Linked DNA regions of Homo sapiens: region 1 is linked to region 2. A link is a contact called in ENCODE Hi-C or POLR2A ChIA-PET data. All regions are on one chromosome and are shown on one strand. The core of a region is the stretch at or near the end of the contact, and the rest is flanking DNA. Distances in the headings are between cores, read along the strand shown.

Region 1 (2,813 bases), core at 79-2,578, 300 kb before region 2:
CATATAAAGCAGAATGATAGCCCTTGGGCTAGGAAGGTTGGCCTGCGTGATTTCCCCGTTAGCCTGCCTGATTCCAGGTGGGAAGAAAACAGCTTGGCTGCCTCTGCTTAACCTCAAGCTCTTAGCTTTCCCATAACTTTATTAGATAACTCATCTTTTCCTCACCCAAGACAGATTGAGGAACCTATGCATATCCTAGGGTGAAAAAGTAGTACTCTGCACAGGAATGACTCAGCTGTAATGACAGGCCATGGATCGGAGAGGGCAGCTGGTTTCCAATATTCACCCTTCTGTGGACCTAACGAACCTACTGAGGCCAGCTCTAAAAACACTGACTCTTACACATTGAGCCTATCTTTGCAAATTAATTGCAGTCCAGGACCACCACAATGTATGACCTATTCTGCTCTACACAGTGACACTGTGCCTATCCACTCACATAAAGCTTTCTTGATCAAGTAGAATGAAAGAAAGATCCAAAAGAGTACACAACTTGACCAGGAACAACAACTACCACCAAAAGAGAAACCAGCATTAGCTTAAGGGAGGAGTTCTTATACATCTGGCATTATTTGGGAACAAGGTGTTCCAGATTTATGAATTTGCCAGAGTTTAGGAAAAGGCAGACTCTGTGTGAAGAACATATGCAATGGACATGCAATAACTAAGGATGGAAATTAATTACATCTGTGCAAGAAGGAAGTGGGGGCCAGAGAGAGGGCAAGGGAATCAAGCCCTCAAGAGCTCATAAAGAGACTGAGGGGAATTCTGGGTTTTTCAGGACACATAGGGATTTGGGCTGATTTCATGTGAATCTAAAATGATGGAGTGACTCCCCAGTAACACTGGAGAATCAAGAAACTTGCAAATTTAGGGCTAGAACCCAGGTGTTTTCAACCAGTCAGCCGCTCTTCCCAAACATCATTTTGCCCTTCACATATGTGATAACATGCTCTATAAAGTTGCCCAAGTTTGAGAGGAATTTTTAGAATATAACTTTACAAAGGACAGATGTGTGTTTTATATTTATATTTATGTAAAACACACGTATATGTGTGTGTGAGGGAGAGAGAGAGGGGGGCTTTATATAACGCACAGCAAGGGTTTTATTTTCTCCCTTCTGCATCTGTAAGCTCATTTCTAATCAGAGAGCCGTTTCACAACACAGGCAGCTGAGGAAGAAGATTGGCCCTTCAGGGCGAGCCGGCTTGTTTCCACTTGCTACAGAGGTGAGGAGTAGTGGTGCTGCCAGCTGCCCTGATAGTGACTCCATCTGCCCTGCCCCCACCATCGCCCCAGGCCGTGCCACACCTCCCCAAGCCAACTGCTGGGCTTCTGAAGGCACCCTGAGATACCAAGCGTTACCTGGCAACCGCGCACCTGTGAGCCAGGTCAGCCAGGCAGGTGGTGCTAACCTGTGTGTTCAGGTCTGAGGGCGCCCAATGCGTTCCTGTGCTCCCTCATTACAGCTCACTCCCTCGGCCCAGAGAGAACAGAGCTGATTGTTTTCCTTCTCGGTTTCCTAGAGACAACAGATCCACTGATTAGCTTTCTCCATCAAGCATTCAAAAAGGCCAAGCTACACACCGTAACATTAACCTTGAACTTGGAACTCTTAAGAAAGTGCCCAGTTTTATTTGGGGAAAAGATCTCTGCCAGCAAAGCCGATCCTTAATTTGGGAAATGTAAGGAAAGAACTCAGAGTAGTTAATAATAAATTATAATGCATGTGTGTAAAAAGAGAAAAAAAATATGTAACAATTATGCTTTCATTTTGTTTGGTTTTGCTTTGATCTCTGTTCTTCCCCACCCCGTCGCCACCAGAAGAGGTTCACCTGTCTGAGGAGAGATGATGAGATGGCTCTGGGATGGGCCTCTCTGGCCATTTCAAGGAGCAAGCGGTTCAGGGTTTGACCAGCTGTGACTCTCCACTGTATCCAGAGTTCCCGCTGCTGGCATGGAAACCTGACATTGACCTCACTTCTTGTCTGCTGACCTTGCTCATCTCAGGCACCATTTTCTGGAAGCAGATGAACAACTGTAAGGACAGAGAACTAGGCTGCTGCAGTGCCTCCTCCTTCCATCGCCCCAAGGGGAGTAGGTCTGGGCAGGGAAGGACCCAGCCAAAAGTGGTTGTCTGTACGCTGCTGGGGCAACCCCAATAAATATTTTGTAAATGTTTCTTTAGTCCCCCTTAGTGCATTAAGAAAAAAAATTCTGTGCTCATTTTTGCATGTACCATATCCCTAGCTTTGTAGTTGTAGCCATAGATTAAGTTGTATTAGAAATCCGACTTCCTTTATTACATTACTCTAGTTATCCCTTCTTTTCTCTGCCTTTATTTGTTCCCTAGTCGTTTCTGTCCTCTCTCATTCTCCCCGCATGTGACTTTTTGTCTTAACCCATTACTTTTTGCTGTACTGTCTCTTCCATGCCATCCAACTTTATCCCATTGGCTGTGTGTCCTGAAAATGTCCAAATTAGGTGTTTATGCCTCTATAAAAAGCATTTTCTGAATCACCCTTAGGAGATCAATCCCCTGTCCTCCTGCTCTTTGCTCCGTAAGAAAGATCCACCTACGACCTCAGGTCCTCAGACCGACCAGCCCAAGAAACATCTCACCAATTTCAAATCCGGTAAGCGGCCTCTTTTTACTCTCTTCTCCAACCTCCCTCACTATCCCTCAACCTCTTTCTCCTTTCAATCTTGGCGCCACACTTCAATCTCTCCCTTCTCTTAATTTCAATTACTTTCATTTTCTGGTAGAGACAAAGGAGACACGTTTTATCCATGGACCCAAAACTCCGGCACCA
Region 2 (3,205 bases), core at 646-3,145:
TTACAACCAGTAGTGCTGGCTTCACCGACTTCCCATTTAAAATTACAACATTTTCTCTGTATTTGCATTAATTTAATGATGTATATGACTATGCCTGTCTTTAGAAGAAAGCCCTTCTGAGTTTCATAATTCTGATTTTCTCGATTAATGTGTATGTAGACCATCTACGTATGCACATAAATAAATGAGAATGGCACTTGTTTCCAAACAATTATTAGAAGCAGTAACATACAAGGATTAGGGGAGAGGAGGGTTATTGCATCTACCTGTGAAACCAGAATTAAATAGTTGCTCCTCATTTCATCAGGAGAAAGGAATGTGCTCTGGGGAATAGTGCGATAGTCATAAAGCACTGACATAGCTAAACAAAATATCTGCCTGGTGCAGGTATTTCAGTTCTGGGAATGGATGTAGAAAAAGTCCATATAGGGGTAGACAGGAAGAAATGAGGTCCATGTCTCTTTCTTTCAATTATCTATGAAAATGAAGACACCAATCCATGTCATGTACACGAATGAAGAAAATTCTTGGGTTAATTCATCTCCAAGCGTGTCTAAAGGTGGGAGGGTTTGTAGAGTGAAGGCACTCAAAATTCATTTCCCCATTGTCTGAGAATTTTTATGCACCTTTCTCATCTGAAGGGCTCAATTTTTTCTTGAAGGGTACACACAATGCTCCACCAAAGCTCATTGTGCAATTTTATTTTGAACCCTTGAAGGACAGCTTTTCTCTAAGAAATCTAACACAAAAACGCCCTTAATTAACAGGCTTTTTTTTGCAGGGTGGGGCCCAAGCGGGATCCCAGAGACTGGAAGTGTGAATTTTAATGCTTTGCTGTCAAAGGAGGCGACTCTGGACATTCTCATCACCTTATTTAAAGCGGGGTACGCTGACTAATACGTGAAGCTGTGCATTAATGGCCTAAATTAAGTTACAGGTATGAATTTTACATAAAACAGATTAATATTATATGTCATAATGGAATTTTAAATATTCCGTGTCCATGCATTTTTAATCTTTACGTGCTCTAATTGAATGCGCAAGGCAACTGCATTTCTTGAGCCCACTTTTGCATTTAGATGGGGTAAAAGAACCCCCCCCACGTTTTTGTTTTATTTATATTCCCTTCACCAAAAACCTGCATTCGATTCGGCATTCTTTTCCTTCTTTTTTTTTCTACTTTTGCTAAGCTTTAGCATTTTTTAAAAAGAAAACGGAAAGGCTACACATTCCATTCCATCATTATGGTTTCGGCAAATGTGAAAAGGCGAATAATGAAACGGAGGAGGGAAATATAGAACAGAATGAACGTGCCTTCTTGAACAGCGCGTCTTTCTTAAGGCACTGGAATCCCACGGATGGAGTGATGGGTGGCGGAGGGTCCCTGGGCGCCGTGCTATTAGGAGTGGCAGGGTATCCGCGAGCAGGGCCCAGGCGCTCCCTCAGCAGCCTAGTCGGGATAAGGGGGGCGGTGGAGAGTGAATTCCGGCCGCACATTCCCGCAGTTCTTCGCAGGAACTTCGCTCTCTCTTTTCCCCTCCCTTGGGCACACATCAGCCTGGCCCGACTCCCACTCAGCTCTCTTTTCTCAGAACCCCGACCCACAGCGTTGACGGAATGGAGTGCCCTTCCCATTGGCCCGAGCGTCATTCCCCGAGGTGGCACTGCCCGCCTGATTGGCTGGCCACTCCAGACCCCCCGCCCACTCCTCCACTCGGGTAGCCGGACTCCCCGCCCCCCAGCACCGCCCGGAGCCCCCGCCCTCGCCTCTCCCTCCGCGCCCCCGCCCGCGCGCCCAGCGGGCTCCGCTCGGCTCGCGCTGCGACCCGGCCCGCGCGCTGGTCCCGCCCCCGGGGCGCACGGCTCTATAAATACAGCTGCGCGGCGGGCCGGGCGAGAGCGTAGTGGAGGAGGCGCGGTTGTGAGTAGTACCGGGAGTGGGGTGATCCCGGGCTAGGGGAGCGCGGCGGCCGCGATCGGGCTTAGTCGGAGCTCCGAAGGGAGTGACTAGGACACCCGGGTGGGCTACTTTTCTTCCGGTGCTTTTGCTTTTTTTTTCCTTTGGGCTCGGGCTGAGTGTCGCCCACTGAGCAAAGATTCCCTCGTAAAACCCAGAGCGACCCTCCCGTCAATTGTTGGGCTCGGGAGTGTCGCGGTGCCCCGAGCGCGCCGGGCGCGGAGGCAAAGGGAGCGGAGCCGGCCGCGGACGGGGCCCGGAGCTTGCCTGCCTCCCTCGCTCGCCCCAGCGGGTTCGCTCGCGTAGAGCGCAGGGCGCGCGCGATGAAGGCGGTGAGCCCGGTGCGCCCCTCGGGCCGCAAGGCGCCGTCGGGCTGCGGCGGCGGGGAGCTGGCGCTGCGCTGCCTGGCCGAGCACGGCCACAGCCTGGGTGGCTCCGCAGCCGCGGCGGCGGCGGCGGCGGCAGCGCGCTGTAAGGCGGCCGAGGCGGCGGCCGACGAGCCGGCGCTGTGCCTGCAGTGCGATATGAACGACTGCTATAGCCGCCTGCGGAGGCTGGTGCCCACCATCCCGCCCAACAAGAAAGTCAGCAAAGTGGAGATCCTGCAGCACGTTATCGACTACATCCTGGACCTGCAGCTGGCGCTGGAGACGCACCCGGCCCTGCTGAGGCAGCCACCACCGCCCGCGCCGCCACACCACCCGGCCGGGACCTGTCCAGCCGCGCCGCCGCGGACCCCGCTCACTGCGCTCAACACCGACCCGGTGAGAGGCCGGGCGCCGGCCGTGGGCGGACGCCGCGGGGGATGGGAGGTTGGTGGCGTGGTGGCGGGACGCGGGCGCTCACCGTCCTCCGGGCAGGGGCGGGCCAGGAATGACAGCCCCCTCCCCCTGCTCCTCCGGGCTCCCCCGGGCCGCCAGCAGCCGGCCGGGCTCGGCGAGCGCGGGTCCGGGAGAACGCGCAGGGCGGGACTCGGGGCTGTGGGCGCCCTGGGCTGTCAAGTCCCGCCTGAGCCCGGAGGGGCCCCCCCGGCTACAGGCTGGGGTGGGGGCGTCGGCGCGCCAGCCTGATTTCCGAGGACAATCCAGGACCGTGTCGAGCGCGTTGTTTGCGCCTGCTAACCTTTCCCTTGGTGTTCGGTTGCTGTTCCAGGCCGGCGCGGTGAACAAGCAGGGCGACAGCATTCTGTGCCGCTGAGCCGCGCTGTCCAGGTGAGCGCGCATTTCCCGTCTCGGGTGGCCGGTCACC

What was found. Hi-C counts contacts between places; a loop is a spot of excess contacts on that map. ChIA-PET counts read pairs that join two places held with the same protein, here RNA polymerase II (POLR2A). Pooled maps may share reads with other maps.
Region 1: a map of PC-9 shows a loop between it and region 2 (10-fold over the local background). The contact joins the enhancer-like site here to the promoter of ID4 in region 2. A Hi-C loop is called at or near these places in 4 of 168 maps with a recorded cell type or tissue (Calu3, PC-9, aorta and 1 more) and 3 of 50 pooled maps. POLR2A ChIA-PET finds 5 or more read pairs at or near these places in 3 of 52 experiments (HEK293, OCI-LY7 and activated T-cell).

The regions. Positions count from the first base shown.
Region 1 is chr6:19,536,948-19,539,760 of GRCh38, forward strand. No RefSeq gene overlaps it. Among named protein-coding and RNA genes, the nearest start is that of LNC-LBCS, 270 kb to the right of the region's middle. Within about 2 kb of position 1,329, at least 3 of the 41 ENCODE cell types and tissues checked have a DNase peak (open chromatin) inside an H3K27ac peak, as active enhancers do.
Region 2 is chr6:19,835,475-19,838,679 of GRCh38, forward strand. It overlaps ID4 (inhibitor of DNA binding 4), which reads left to right and starts at 1,896. Exons shown (of 3, transcript NM_001546.4): 1 at 1,896-2,721; 2 at 3,110-3,168. The coding sequence starts at 2,281. The coding sequence ends at 3,154.